Regions from separate parts of the Homo sapiens genome. Here region 2 is linked to region 1. Evidence: read pairs that join two places in POLR2A ChIA-PET (ENCODE). Cell type or tissue: endothelial cell of umbilical vein. All regions are shown on one strand. Links, peaks and the distances in the headings refer to the core of each region. The heading gives the core; the rest is flanking DNA. Region 1 overlaps HSPG2 (heparan sulfate proteoglycan 2). Region 2 has its middle 14 kb from the start of LDLRAD2.

Region 1 (8,006 bases), core at 4,007-8,006:
CTGGCACAGGGATTACCTGCGTGTGACTGGGAAAGGCTCTGCCAGCCTTCCTCGGTCAGTTCCTACTCATTCCTCAGGACTTGGCTCAGCCATTGTCTCCTGATCTTCCTGATCTGCCCTGGCTGGGGTAGAGACCGCTCCCCTGGGCTCCCACAGTGCCCTGCTTTCCCTAGCAGAGCACCTTCCACCGTGTACTGCATAGATTCTGCCAGGTTTCACATCACAGTAACAATTGTGAGTTCTAAGGTCAGCCATGCCTCAGGCACTGACCTCGGCTCTGAGTTTCTGTTTCCTAATGGGGATATTGACTGCATGTACCACCTGGGTTGCTGCGAGGAGTGCATGACATTGTGCTCACATGCACCAGGCCCTTGTACTCAGATGCATCACCTGGCACACAGCAAACCGCCCAAGAATCGAAGCTGCTGTGGTCCTCTCTCCACCACCAGACTCTAGGCTTGATGGAGGGGAACCTGGGATTTCATTCACGCCCGCATCCCCAGTGCCTGCCGCGTGCCTGGTACACAGCGGGTTCCTTGAAAGTGATGGCTGAATAAATTCATCTCAGACTGGTGTGAACATACACATGCATCTGTTGTTTCTTTTTTTTTTAGGCAGGGTCTTGCTCTGTCACCCACGCTGGAGTGCGGTAGCAAAATCACAGCTCACTGCAGCCTCAAACTCTAAGGCTCAAGCTATCCTCCCACTGCAGCCTCCTGAGTAGCTGGGATTACAGGTGCATGCCACCATGCCCAGCTAATGTTTTGACTTTTGATAGAGATGGGGTCTTGCTATGTTGCCCAGGCTGGTCTCAAACTCCTGGGCTCAAGCAATCCTCTCACTTTGGCCTCCCAAAGTACATCTATCGTTTCTTAAGCACCGACTATATATGAGACATTTTATGCTCATTACGTTTCACAATATTTGTGAATTCATGTATGTGATAGATATGAATGAATAAGAGTGACAAATGAGTCATATACAAGCCAAGCATCCCTAATCCAAAAATCTGAAATCCGGTGTGTAGGTGGCAGAGCAGGGAGTGGCACTGTCTGTGCTACTGCCAGGCCCATCCTCCTCCCGCTTTACTCTGTCCATCAGGCCCGCAGGTGCACAGGACATTCTTGCTCTGTGGCTCAGGTGAAGAAAGCCCTGGCGCTGCCTGCCCTGAACCGCTGGGCTAGGCTCCTGGGTGCCGGGTGGGCGGGGCTCTGTGGGCTGGAGTGTGGGGGCCATGGCTCAGCCACAGAGGCCCCTTGTGAGCCAGCACAGAGGCCCATTGAGAGTCCCCCCACCCAAGCCCCTGGCCTCAGCCCCACGGCCCAGCGCGGGCGAGGAGGCCGGGCCTCTGCCCAGGAATGTGCCCGCTCCTGGGGAAGGGGACTGGAGCTCCACAAAGCCCCTTTCTACTAGGGCCTGGGAAGGGCACAGGCCCTTCAGCCTGACCCCACCCCGCTTCGTTCTTCGAGACCAAGGGCAGGTCTGGGTGAACACCTCCCATCTCCCACCCTGCAGCTGGTGCCTGAGCACTGGGGCAGAAGGTGAGGCCACCTCTATTTCAAGAACCAGCCCCCGGGCTGGGTGCAGTGGCTCACGCCTGTAATCCCAGCACTTTGGGAGGCCGAGGCCGGCAGATCACTTGAGGTCAGGAGTTCAAGACCAGGCTGGCCAACATGGTGAAAATACAAAAATTAACCAGGCGTGGTAGTGCATGCCTGTAATCCCAGCTACTCGGGAGGCTGAGGCAGGAGGATTGCTTGAATCAGGGAGGCAGAGGTTGCAGTGAGCCGAGATTGTGCCACTGTACTGCCTTCCAGCCTGGGTGACAGAGTGAGACTCCATCTCAAAAAAAAAAAAAAAAAAGAAAAGAAAAGGAAAAAAGAACCAGCCTCCAGAGCCAAGGACACTGGTGCAGCCAGCAGGGGCGAGGCTGCCTTGGAATAGGGGTGCTCTCTGGCCAGTCCTCTCCCTCCTCTCACCCTATCTGGTGAGTTCCCTTGGAGCCAGAGGCCGGGAGAGGGAGACAGCTGCCCTGCACTCAGGGTAGAAGTGGGGGCTGCACACCTGACTAGCCCTGGCCCCGGAGCAGGCTACTCACCAACTCCTGATTCCCATCCCTGCTCAACAGAACTCTCTGCAACACACCCAGGCCCCCGAACTCCAGCCCTGGGTCCCTGTGGGTCCCTCGGGTGGGCCCAGGATTGGCCTGTGCTGGGGTGGACACAAGTGGCCTCTGGAATGCAGGGCCTGGTCCCTGCAGGGCTGCTGCACCCATCTCTGCCCGTCAACACCCCATGGGGAAGAACGCCCGCCAGGGTTCCAGCCCACTGTGTTTAGATCTGTGGGCCCAGGGTGGGCCTGGCTGTGTCCTGGGCAGGGGCAGTGGCTGGCCTAGCCCCTGGACTCTGCAGGGAGGTGCCTCTGAGCCTCTTGTGTGACTCGCAGCAAAGTGCAGGTTGGGGAGGAAGAGAACAGGGAGAAAGGAGAGAAAAGGAAGAGTGGGGAGAGAGGATGGGGAGGGAGGCAGAGGGAGAGCAGCGCTCCCACCTGGCCAGGGCCTGGGTCACTTACTGAGAGGGGACTCCTCATCAGGCTCCGAGACCATCATGCCAGCCACGGGCGGGCGGCCCAGGGGCTGCCCTGAGCCTGCAGAGTAGAGACAGAGAAGGAGGCAAGAAGGGACATTGACAGCGAGGGAGACGAGATGGAGAGAAGCAGAGAGAGAGGCAGAGACATTGCAAGAGAGAGGGAGACACAAAGAGACAGAAAGACAGAGACAGAGATAAAGAAAGTGGGGCGGGGGAGAATGAGAGAGAAAAGGTAAGACAAAGGTGAAGAAAAAGGCAGAGGGAAAAAGAAAAAAAAAAAAGAACAGGCAGAGGGGAGAGAGGGAAAGACAGAGGGCGACAGAAGCAGAGATGGTGAGCCAGAGAGAGGGAGAAGAACAGGATGAGGCAGAGGGAGGAGGCGCAGAGACAGACACTCAAGGAGTGGGGAAGAGGGCCCAGGGCAGGGAGGACAGGGGACACACACAGACATGCCGACAAGGGTCAGAGCAGGACACACGGGCATGGGGGAAGACAGAAAGAGACAGGTCAGAACATGGAAAGAAACTGGGGGAGGAGACGTGGGAAGGGGTCCTAGGGAGGGGAGGCTATCAGGGACGGGTCTTGACACACAGGGGGCTGGAGCTGAGCCAGGGAGCCACAGCCATGCCCAGGGGGAGGAGGGGAAGAGCCATCTCAGGGGCTGGAGTCCAGGGTCTGGGACTGGGCCAGAGGCTAGGCATGGCCCCATGACAGGCAGGATGGCTCTGGCTCATGGGCGCAGTGGGGGCACTGCCCTTGGTCAAGTCTGAGTGGGCACCCTGGGACCCCAGGATCAGGGAGGCACACCTGCTGCCTCCCTGACTGGCATTCAGCCCAGCTGCCTGGACCTGCCCCAAGGGCAGCTGGCAGGAGCCAGGGTTTGGCCTGGAGGGTCTGAGGCCCCACCTGTTCCCACTTGCGAGGAAAGGCACCTACCCTGGTCTTGGGCCCCCTACAGCTGCTGTGCCCTGTTCCCCACCTCTTCCCCCTCTGGCCTCGTCTGCCCTCACAGCTGCTTCTCAGGAAGGGCAGGTGGGCTGGCCAGGACTGCCCAGCTGGGGCAGAGCTGCTGCAGTGGGCAGCCCCCGGGGAGGGGCTGGAGATGGTTCATGAATGGACAGGGTGATCTCAGAGGCAAGCCTGGCTTGGCCAGAGGCAGCTCCAGGGACACATTAGCATAGGCCATTCCAGGACGGGACGTGCCATGTGTGCCTGGGGCCCACCTGACACTCCCTCTCCCAAGCCCCACCCAGCTCCCAGGCATCCTGCAGCCTCGTGGAGACCTACACATGGAAATGGAAAACCTTCAGGCAGAGCCCCAAGTCCAGGCTCTGGGAGGTCACAGTCAGGACCAGGTTACCCAGTGACCTACCCTCCTGTCTACACTGACCCAGTTAGGATGCTACCCACTGGCATTTGAAGGCCCCGGATATGTCAGCTAAAGGGAGGTGACTCCACCCCTGAAGTAGGCCCAGGCCAGATTTGGCCAAGGCCTGCCTAGGGTGAAGGCAGCCCTGGATGCCACGGGATGGCCCAGTAGTTGGTCTGACCTGAGCACCTGCTCCATCCTTGGCCCTGGTCACAGATTGTCCCAGGAGCTGCCTCCCAGAGAGGGCAGTAGGAACCATAAAGAGCCACAGGGCCTTGTCCTGGGGTAGGTCCTTCTCCACCCAGTATCCCAGAGTGGAAGGAAGCAGGGACTATAAGTCCCCATCCCAGTGCTGGGCCAGTCTGACCAGGGTGGGGGCTGACTCTCCTCCCTCCAAGAGCCTAGCCTTGCCTCCCTAAGCTAGGAACCCTTGCTTCCCAGCCGATGACCCACCTTAAGGCAAGGTTCTCTCCCAAGCCTAGCGTCAGGCTCGATCTGTGCTCTGCATGCCCTGCTGCCTGCCTGAATGCCCGATTCCACAGAGCCCCTCTGTTCCACTTGTCTTTGCCTGGGATCCCCAGCTCTGTGCCCCCAGGAGGGCTCTGGGGAAGGACTCAACAGCTGAGCTGCCCTGGGAGGTGAGAACTTTGCTTTGAATGTGAAACAGCTGACTGGCTGTCAGTCCCCAGCAGAACTGGGCTTTACCTGCCCAGTGCCCTGATACCTGTGCCTGTGGCATGGGCAAGCACAGGACCTGGCCACACCAGCCTTGCAGGGACCTGCCAATCAGTCTGCACAACTGTCACTCAGCAGGTTAAGAGATCACACCCACTTCTTCTTGCTTTGTACCCCAGGGCAGGCCCAAGGAGCCCTCAGCCCAGGAGACTGGCTCTGGGGCTTCCCTGGGGGACAGGAGGGAGACCTGCAGGAGGCCTGCAGCAACTTACCCATCTGGAAGTCCCCGCTGCCCAGGTCCCCACTGCCCAGGTCGTCTATAAGCAAAAAAGAGATGTAATCAGCAACAACAAGTATTTGTTGAGTACCTACTGGGTGTCAGGCACTGTTCTGGGCACCTAGTATACAGTGGGACAGGGTTGAGAAAGCTCGGAATGGTCGGTCACCCTCCTCCCCCATGCCAGTGGGAAGAAGCACAGTCTCACCCCCCACCCCTCTGCTCCCAGCCTTGGATCCTTGGCTCACCTCCTGAGATGCTGTCAGCCAGCATGTCCTCATCATCAGAAAGGTACGAATGTGTCCAGCGCATTTGGCTTGCTGTGACGGTCTCTATGTCCTCAGGCAGAGACAAGCCATCGTATGCCCTCAGCCCATGGGTCACCTGTAAGCAAACGAGAGCTGATTGAGTCACTCTCTCCAGCTCCCACTGAGCCCCACGGTCCTTCCCCTCACTTCCAGGGGGACCCAGAATCCCACCTTCAGGCCCCTTAGTGGTTAAATTTGACTTAGTATGGCTCAGTGAGCCAGGCTGGGGCTGAACCCTTTTGATTCAGTTTCCCCAAGTCCCATTAGCCCCTGGAGGCTTCAGAGCCCAACCCTGCTATTTCCGAATGAATCCTCAAATAAAGCAGACAATAAAATGTAAATCACTTTGGTAAGTAAAGACTCCTTTTCCTTTGGAGAAGGCAAGGGACACCCAGGACATGAGTGAGTGGATGGGGGGATGCGGGCGGGTAAAGGGGTGGCCTCGGGCAGCGCAGATGGGGGGCACAGGCAGGTGGAAGGCTGGCCAGGGTCAGCATGGGTGGGGACACAGGCAGAAGTCAAGGGCGAGCTGCTCAAAGCCGTTGCCTCCCCAGGCAGCTCCTCCCCAGGCCATTTGGCTCCTCTTCCTGCCTCACTCTGGCCTGCCCGTCTCCAGGCTGCAGGGAACACATTCCACTGTGTTGGAGAATTAGCTTTGGCACATGCAGCCACACTGACAGGCTCATCCCTGGGCCCAGCAGCGCGGAGGCAGAGCTCAGTATCTGGGCTGAATGGGGACAGGCGTGGTGTCAACTCCACGTGACCTCAGGCTGCTGCCGAGCCCAGGATAAGCTCCACCTTGGGGCCTGCAAACTATGTGGGCCGGAGCAGAAGGGCCCCAGCAGCCATAACACCTGCCTTCTCAGGTGTGGGTCCGGGCAATGAGTGCCTCTTCCCCCTAGACAAGATCCGGATGATTCCAAAGCAGTTTTACCAAATAACTTAGAGGAAAACAAACCCAGGGGAGCCCAAGGGAACCCCGTGGCCCTCAAGTGTGCAGATTCACGATGGCTGGACCCCAGATTCCACAAGCACAAGTATGCACAGACTGGCAATGGCCTGGCATGAGGGCCTCAGGCCCTGCCCTGGCCTTAAGCCAGAAGGAAATGGTCTCGCTTTTGAAAACCAAACCCACAAGGGCTAGACAAGGTAGTGAGGTCCAAGCCAGAGCAAAGGCCAAGGAGGAGAAAAAAACAAAGAGCCAGCCAGGCCCCCTTCCCTCCCCACCCCTACTGCTCCCACAGTCCATATCTCTCACGCCGGGCCCTCTGCTGGAATGCCCTTCCTCTCTTTGTTTCTCAGGCGAACTCCAATGCATCCTCCAAAATCAACTTAAATACCACCTCCTCCACCTACTCAGGAATAAGGAGGATCAAACCACTGATTGATAGGTGTGGATCTGAAAGAAGCCAGACACACAAGACTACAAACTATACGATTCCATTTATATGAACCCTTAGGGGTGAAAGTCTAATCCATAGTGACAGAAAGATCAGTAGTCACTTGGGACCAAGGGCAGGCTGGGGGTGACTGGGAAGGGGGCACAAGAGACACTTCTGGGGTGATGGTTCCCTGGGCATACATATCTCATTACTGACTGTACCCTGAAAATGGGTATATTTTGTTGTGTGTATTTATGCCTAAATAAGGATGACTAGAAAGAAACTCTCTTTGTCCCGACTCCTTGCTGTTCACAGTGACCTCAACCCCAGTCTGGTTCTGGGCTCACAAGGTTATTGTCTGTACCTCCGTTGGAATGGAAGCACCTTGAAGGCAAGGGCTGTGATGAATTCATCTCCACCTTTTCTGCACCCTGTGCTCAATAAATACTTGAATGAATGAATAAATGAACGGACAAAAACGGAATTCATCACCTATGAATTCCAGTCACTCTGTGAAGATGACTTGCTTTGGGGAGGCACTACCTACCTCTGTGCAATCTATAAGCATCTCCTGTCCTAGGCTGTGAGCTCCCTGGATGGGGGAGTGGCTGGGTGCCATTTGTTCATCTTTGTGTTTGCGGTGCTCTCAGACCTTGGGGAAGGTCTGAGTTGTCCACATCTTATTCCTGCTTTGGCCTAAAGCCCTTACCCCCAACAATCCAGCGGCAAATGTTGCCTCCTGTTCCTTCTCCTCTCCCTGCCCTCTCCCTGTCCTCCTGAGTGCTGGCCTGTGGACTTCTAGGCTGTGCCCGTGGGATGCGCATTCAGGAGTGTGCTTTAGAACGTCCAGGAGCTGGTGAGAAATGCAGATTCCTGGGCTCCTTCTCAGAGACAGTGAGTCAGGTTTTTCCATCCCAGGAGGGTGGTCTTAGTTGTGCATGTCCAGGGGATTCCCACAGTCCCTGGTTAGAACCGTAAGACCAGCCCCTACCAGGCGCTCTGCCTCCTTCCCTGGGTGGGGTAAAGGGCAGTGTTCCCACTGGCTGGAGCAGGCCTGACTGACCCAACGTGGGTATGAGGCTGGGGCTGGTGCAGGGGCACTGACTCTGGTTAGAGGAGATTTGAGGGGTCCCCTCAACCTGGTGGGGGGCTCTGTCAATGCCAATCCCCCTCTCATTGCAACCAAGGTTATGGAGGGCATGCCTGGAGCACTGCGACTCCCAGCATCTCCTAGACACTGCCGTCTGGAAAGGAAAACCTAGCGGTGAATGATGAGCAAGGTCCAGAGCTTTTCCCAGGGAGCAGGGAGCTGGTCAGCGGGTGGCGGCGGGGGTGGCCTTGGGACCAGACAGGAAATAGCAAAGTGAGATTCAACATGGAAAGAAAGCCAGGAACACACATCTGCAG
Region 2 (6,596 bases), core at 2,597-6,596, 98 kb before region 1:
CATTTCAAGTGCTCAATAGCCACGTATGGCAAGTGGCTACCCTAGTAGATGGCACAGATCTACACCCTTTTGGCTTCCTCATCTGCTATGTACTCATCAACCAACTCTAGTCTGGCCTATGACCTTGTCACTCTTCTACAGCTCCTTTATCAAGGTTACCATGACTTCCATGTTACCAAATTCAGTGGTCTTCTTTCAGGCCTCAGCTCTCTGCAGTCACCAGCACAGATAACCACTCCTGCCACCTCAAACTGTCCCTCTTGATTCTCCACCTCCTTCAGTGGCTGCTCCTTCTGACACAGGATTTTTCTCAGCCACTTTTGCTGGTCAGAGACCTCTGGCTGGCGATGTCCCTACCTGGGCTTTGCTTGGCCCCGGGCCTGCTGCAGGAGGCGTCCCATCCATTCGGCCCACTGGACCATACCTGGCTTGTGCTTGGGTTTGTGCACAGGACTAACCCCAGCCCAACTGTGTTATAGCTCGTACCTGTGTTTGGTGGTTTTCAAGCTCTTGTCCCACATCCAAGAAGAATGAGGATACACTGATAAGCGAAGGATGAGGAGGGAGGAGAATAATTTTACTGAGTGATGAAACAGCTCTCAGTGGAGAGGGGACAAGAGGGTGGTCAACCACCAGGAGTGGGGTGGTTTCTCCCCGAGCATGGCTGAGTCCAGGGCTTTTATGGGCTCAGAATAGGGGAGTGCATGCTGATTGGTTTGTGAGTATGTAAAAAAAGGTTAAAACAAAGGCATCGGTCAGTCAGGTGTGATGGCTTACACCTGTAATCTCAGCACTTTGGGAGGCCGAGGTGGGCAGATCACAAATTCAGGAGTTTGAGACCAGCCTGACCAACATGGTGAAACCCTGTCTCTACTAAAGATACAAAAATTAGCCAGGCATGGTGGCACGCCCCTGTAATCCCAGCTACTCGGGAGTCTGAGGCAGGAGAATAGCTTGAACCCAGGAGGTGGAGGGTGCAGTGAGCCAAGATCACGCCACTGCACTCCAGCCTGGGTGACAGATCGAGACTCTGTCTGGAAAAAAAAAAAAAAAAAAAAGACCCCAGTCAAAAGTGGGCATTACAGGGTAAAAAACAAATTAGGGAAGGGTAGGTATATGTGAAATAGGTGAAGGGTACGGATCAATCAGAGGAAACCATGCCAAACAGTAAGACAGGTTCTCAATCCAGTCTGTGGATGTGACTTATAGCTTGACTTTCAGCCTTTAAACTGTCTTTGACTTGGAGTTGGGGTTTCAATGGGAACCCACCCCTATCTGCCTAGGCTTTCATCTGCCTCCTGCCTCTATCACTCTCAACCTTCTTTGGTGCTTCCTCCTATACTGGTTTTCCAAATGCTGGAGTTTTTCTAGCCTTTGTCCTGGGCCCTCTTTTATATCAGTCAATTTTTATTTTATATATGTATTTATTTATGTTTGAGATGGAGTCTTACTCTGTCATCCAGGATGGATTGCAATGGTGCAATCTCGGCTCACTGCAACCTCCACCTCCCAGGTTCAAGTGATCCTCCTGCCTCAGCCTCTCGAGTAGCTGGGATTGCAGGTGCCCACCACCATGCCCAGCTAATTTTGTATTTTTAGTAGAGACGGGGTTTTACCATGTTGGCCAGGCTGGTCTGGAACTCCTGACCTCAGGTGATCCACCTGCCTCGGCCTCCCAAAGTGCTGGGATTATAGGCGTGAGCCACCGCACCTGGCTTATATCAGTCCATTTTTTAAAAGAGGCCAGGTGTGGTGGCTCACACCTGTAATCCCAGCACTTTGGGAGGCCGAGGCGGGCGGATCACCTGAAGTCAGGAGTTCGAGACCAGCCTGGCCAACATGGTAAAACCCCGTCTCTACTAAAAATACAAAATTAGCCGGACATGGTGGTGCATGCCTGTAATCCCAGCTACTCAGGAGGCTGAGGCAGGAGAATCGCTTGAACCCAGGACGTGGAGGTTGCAGGGAGCCGAGATTGTACCATTGCCCTCCAGCCTGAGCAACAAGAGCGAAACTCCGTCTCAAAAAATAAATAAATAAATATATAATTAAATAAAGTATGCGATAGTGTCTCGATGTGTCTAATCACTGAGATCATATCAAGAATCTCATAGGCCGGGCGCGGTGGTTCATACCTGCAGCCTTAGCACTTTAGGAGACTGAGGTGGGCACATCGCTTGAGCCCTAGAGTTTGCGACCAACCTGGGCAACATGCCGAAACCTCATCTCTACAACATAAAAAATAAAAAAAATTAGCAGGGTGCGATGGTGTGTGCCTGTAGTCTCAGCCACTCAGGAGGGACACAAGGTCTGTGTCTGGTACTCTAATGGATTGTTACTGATCGATTGAGCCCAGGAGGTCGAGGCTGCAGTGAGCTGTGATGGGACCACTACACTCCAGCCTGGGTAACAGAGTGAGACCCTGTCTCAAAAAAACCCAAAACGTAGTCCTATAAATACCCATGGCACATAATCTTGCCACCCCAGGAAGAGATATAACTCCCTCCAGTGCATCTTTTTTATAATTGTCCATGTACCTGTTCAGGTCACTGTGCTCAGTGTCTATGACCATTTGTGATATCCTCTCTCAAGTCTGTCTCTTTTCTCTTCTTCCTTTCTTTTTTTCTTTTATTGAGATGGAGTCTCACTCTGTCGCCCAGACTGGAATGCAGTGGCATGATCTCTGCTCACTGCAACTTCCACCTCCTGGGTTCAAGAGATTCTCCTGCCTCAGCCTCCTGAGTGGTTGGGACTACAGGCACGTGCCACCAAGCCCAGCTAATTTTTGTATTTTTAGTAGAGACAGGGTTTCATCATGTTGGTCAGGCTGGTCTCAAACTCCTGGCCTCAAGTGATCCGCCTGCCTCGGCCTCCCAAAGTGCTGGGATTACAGGCCTGAGCCACTGCACCTGGCCTATTTTCCCTTCTTCCTAATGGTCTTCACATTCTTTGATGATGATGATGTTATAAGTCTTCTCCGTCTTTTAGTTCACTTGTTTTCCTCTAGGAAGGCATTATAATTCCTGTTGGATCTACTCTTAGTAGATGCCTCTGAGATGAAGTTCTACGTATAGGCTGAGGTCCACAGGGTACATGTCTGATTCTCTGTTGTTACTGACATCTCTCTGATAAGGTCAATATCCCCATTTAGGATCCCTGGATTGAGTTACATTGACCTCAGCCAGGCCATCTGAAGCGTCATCTGGCTTTCTTTCCTTTTCTTTTGAGACAGGGTCTCACACTGTTGCCCAGGCTGTAGTGCAGTGGTGCAATCATGGCTCACAGTAGTCTCAACCTCCTGGGCTCAAGGGATCCTCTGGCCTCAGCCTCCTGAGTAGCTGGGACTACAGATGTGCACGATCACACCTGGGTAATTTTTGGTTTTGGTTTTGGTTTTTTTTTTTTTTGAGACAGAGTCTCACTCTGTCCCACAGGCTGGAGTGCAGTGGTGTGATCTCACCTCACTGCACCCTCCACTTCTGGGTTCATGCCATTCTCCTGCCTCAGCCTCCCGAGTACCTGGGACTACAGGTGCCCACCACCACACCCGTCTAATTTTTTTTTTATTTTTAGTAGAGACGGGGTTTCACTGTGTTAGCCAGGATGGTCTTGAACTCCTGACCTCGTGATCCACCTGCCTCAGCCTCCCAAAGTGCTGGGATTACAGGTGTGAGCCACCACACCCGGCCCTATTTTCGTATTATTTATAGAGACAGAGTTTCTCCATGTTGCTCAGGCTGGTCTTGAACTCCTGAAATCAAGTGATCCACCTGCCTTGGCCGCCCAAAGTGTTAGGATTACAGGTGTGAGCCACTGCGCCCGACCCACTTTCTTTCCTTTCATGTGAAACTGGACCATTGCTCTCTTTTTTTTTGTTTTGAGATGGAGTCTCACTCTGTTGCCCAGGCTGGAGTGCAGTGGCACCATCTCAGCTCACTGCAACCTCTGCCTCCCAGGTTCAAAGGATTCTCATGCCTCAGCCTCCCAAGTAGCTGAGAATACAGGCACGTGCCACCATGCCTGGCTAATTTTTGTATTTTTAGTAGAGACGAGGTTTTGCCATGTTGGCCAGGCTGGTTTCAAACTCCTGACCTCAAGTGGTCCACCTGCCTCCTCCTCCCAAAGTGTTGGGATTACAGGCGTGAGCCACTGCGCCTGGCCAATTGAACATTTTTGATGTTATACTTCTGGTTAATTTATCTACTTCCTTTTTCTTTTCTTTTCTTCTTCTTTTTTTTTTTTTTTTTGAAAAGGAGTTTCACTCTCGTTGCCCAGGCTGGAGTGCAATGGTGTGATCTTGGCTCACTGCAACCTCTGCCTCCTGGCTTTAAGCAATTCTCCTGACTCAGACCCCCAAGTAGCTGGGATTACAGGCGCCTGCCACCACGCCTGGCTAATTTTTGCATTTTTAGTAGAGATGGGGTTTCACTATGTTGGTCAGGCTGGTCTCGAACTCCTGACCTCAGGTGATCCACCCACCTTGGTCTTCCAAACTGCTGGGATTACAGGCATGAGCCACCGAGCCCTGCCAATTTATCTACCTTCTAATTTTATTTTGCTTCAGAAAGTTTTACTTTTCTGGGTCTGAAACATGGTCTCTTGAATGTGAGACTGTGTAATTGGATGTATATACTCCCCTACCGGTTTTCTCCATACTGAATGTTTGTTAGACAATTATTTTCCACTTTGAGCACCAAATTATCAGGCCCTTAGCTACCACCCATGGATCAGACTGGGATGTTCCTTCTGTAAGTTATGACTTATCGGCAATTGCATTGTTTTTTTTTTTAATATATTTTTTTGAGACGGAGTCTCCCTCTGTTGCTCAGGCTGGAGTGCAGTGGCATGATCTCGGCTCATTGCAACCTCTGCCTCCCAGGCTCAGGCGATTTTCCTGCCTTGGCCTCCTGAGTAGCTGGGATTACAGGTGCCCGCCACTACACCCATCTAATTTTTGTATTTTTAGTAGAGAAGTGGTTTCACCTTGTTGGCCAGGCGGGTCTTGAACTCCTGACCTCAGGTGATCTGCCCACCTCTGCCTCCCAAAGTGCTGGGATTACACGTGTGAGCCACCGTGACCAGCCTCATTGATTGTAATTCATTATACTGGGATGACTTTTCTGGCCCTCCACCTGCCAGGGTGTCACCTGTGATGAATTTAGGGCTGCTGCTGCTTTCTGCTTGATTCCTGTGGTATGAGTGAGGCATTCACATCCACGAACCACGCACATCACCTGTGCCCCAGTGCCAGCTCAGACAGGAGGAAGCTGCTGTCTCTAGGGGTGGTGGTCAAGGTGTTTCCTATTCTCTCTGCTCACAGAGCAAGTCTAGCAACAGCTAAGACACTACCTCCTCATGCACTTTTTTTTTTTTTTTTTTTTTGAGACAGGGTCTGCTGGCTCTGTCCCCCAGGTGTAAGTGCAATGGCGCAATCTCGGCTCACTGCAACCTCTGCCTCCCAGGCTCAAGCAATCCTCCCACCTCAGCCTCTTGAGTAGCTAGGACTACAGGTGCATGCCACCACACCTGGCTAATTTTTTTCTTTTTTCTTTTTTCAGACGGAGTCTCGCTCTGTTGCCCAGACTGGAGTGCAGTGGTGTGATCTCGGCTCCCTACCAGCTCCGCCTCCCAGGTTCACGCCATTCTCCTGCCTCAGCCTCCTGAATAGCTGGGACTACAGGCGTCTGCCACCACGCCCGGCTAATTTTTTGTATTTTTAGTAGAGATAGGGTTTCACCGTGTTAGCCAGGATGGTCTCGATCTCCTGACCTCGTGATCTGCCCACTTCGGCCTCCCAAAGTGCTAGAATTACAAGCGTGAGCCACTGCGCCTGGACTAATTTTTTTCTTTTTTTGTAGAGATGAGTTTTCACCACGTTGCCCAGGCTAGTCTCAAACTCCTGAGTTCAAGCAATCCACCCACCTCAGTATCTCAAAGTGCTGGGATTACAGAACTGAGCCATCGCACCTGGCCTCTCATGCACCTTTGATGTATCATTGGGACCCTGCATTGTCCTTTCCATTATGTTCCATTTCCATTCTAGGTGGGTAATACTTGGGCTACTCCCTTTGTCTGATCAGAACTGAGTCTAGCTCATGTTAGGATGAGTAGCTTTGTTCTTATTTTGGGGCTACCAATAGTTCCTCTGCATCCTGTAATGCAAGGATGTCACCAGTGCCCTTTTTCTCTGTGGGGCTAGTTTTATTTATTTATTTATTTATTTATTTCTGCTCTTATTGCCCAGGCTGGAGTGCAATGGTGTGGTCTTGGCTCACTGCAACCTCCACCTCCCCGGTTCAAGTGATTCTCCTGCCTCAGCCTCCTAAGTAGCTTGGATTACAGGCAACTGCCACCATGCCCAGCTAATTTTTGTATCTTTAATAGAGACGGCGTTTCACCATGTTGGCCAGGCCGTTGTCGAACTCTTGACCTCAAGTGATCCGCCTGCCTCGCCCTCCCAAAATGCTGGGATTACAGGTGTGAGCCACCACACATGGCCAGGGGCTAGTTTTCTGTATCAGAAATTTCTGTGTCCAGTAGACTGACAAAGAAATGATCCCATGCCTAACCTTCAAAATCTGACTCAGAGTGACCAA

The links. Peaks named below come from ENCODE experiments on the same cell type or tissue, not always from the same donor. Only the 100,000 strongest peaks of a DNase experiment are listed, where the experiment ranks them.
Region 2: POLR2A ChIA-PET joins it to region 1 with 6 read pairs; 3 of 35 experiments call an interaction of 5 or more read pairs at or near these places.

What each region holds. Positions count from the first base shown.
Region 1 is chr1:21,891,018-21,899,023 of GRCh38, forward strand. It overlaps HSPG2 (heparan sulfate proteoglycan 2), which reads right to left. Exons shown (of 97, transcript NM_005529.7): 2 at 5,158-5,293; 3 at 4,905-4,949. Among named protein-coding and RNA genes, the nearest start is that of HSPG2, 42 kb to the right of the region's middle. In endothelial cell of umbilical vein, for the core only: no CTCF peak of the experiment used is centred there; DNase peaks (open chromatin) are centred at 6,434, 6,914, 7,494 and 7,964; H3K27ac peaks cover 3,427 bases.
Region 2 is chr1:21,794,695-21,801,290 of GRCh38, forward strand. No RefSeq gene overlaps it. Among named protein-coding and RNA genes, the nearest start is that of LDLRAD2, 14 kb to the right of the region's middle. In endothelial cell of umbilical vein, for the core only: no CTCF peak of the experiment used is centred there; no DNase peak of the experiment used is centred there.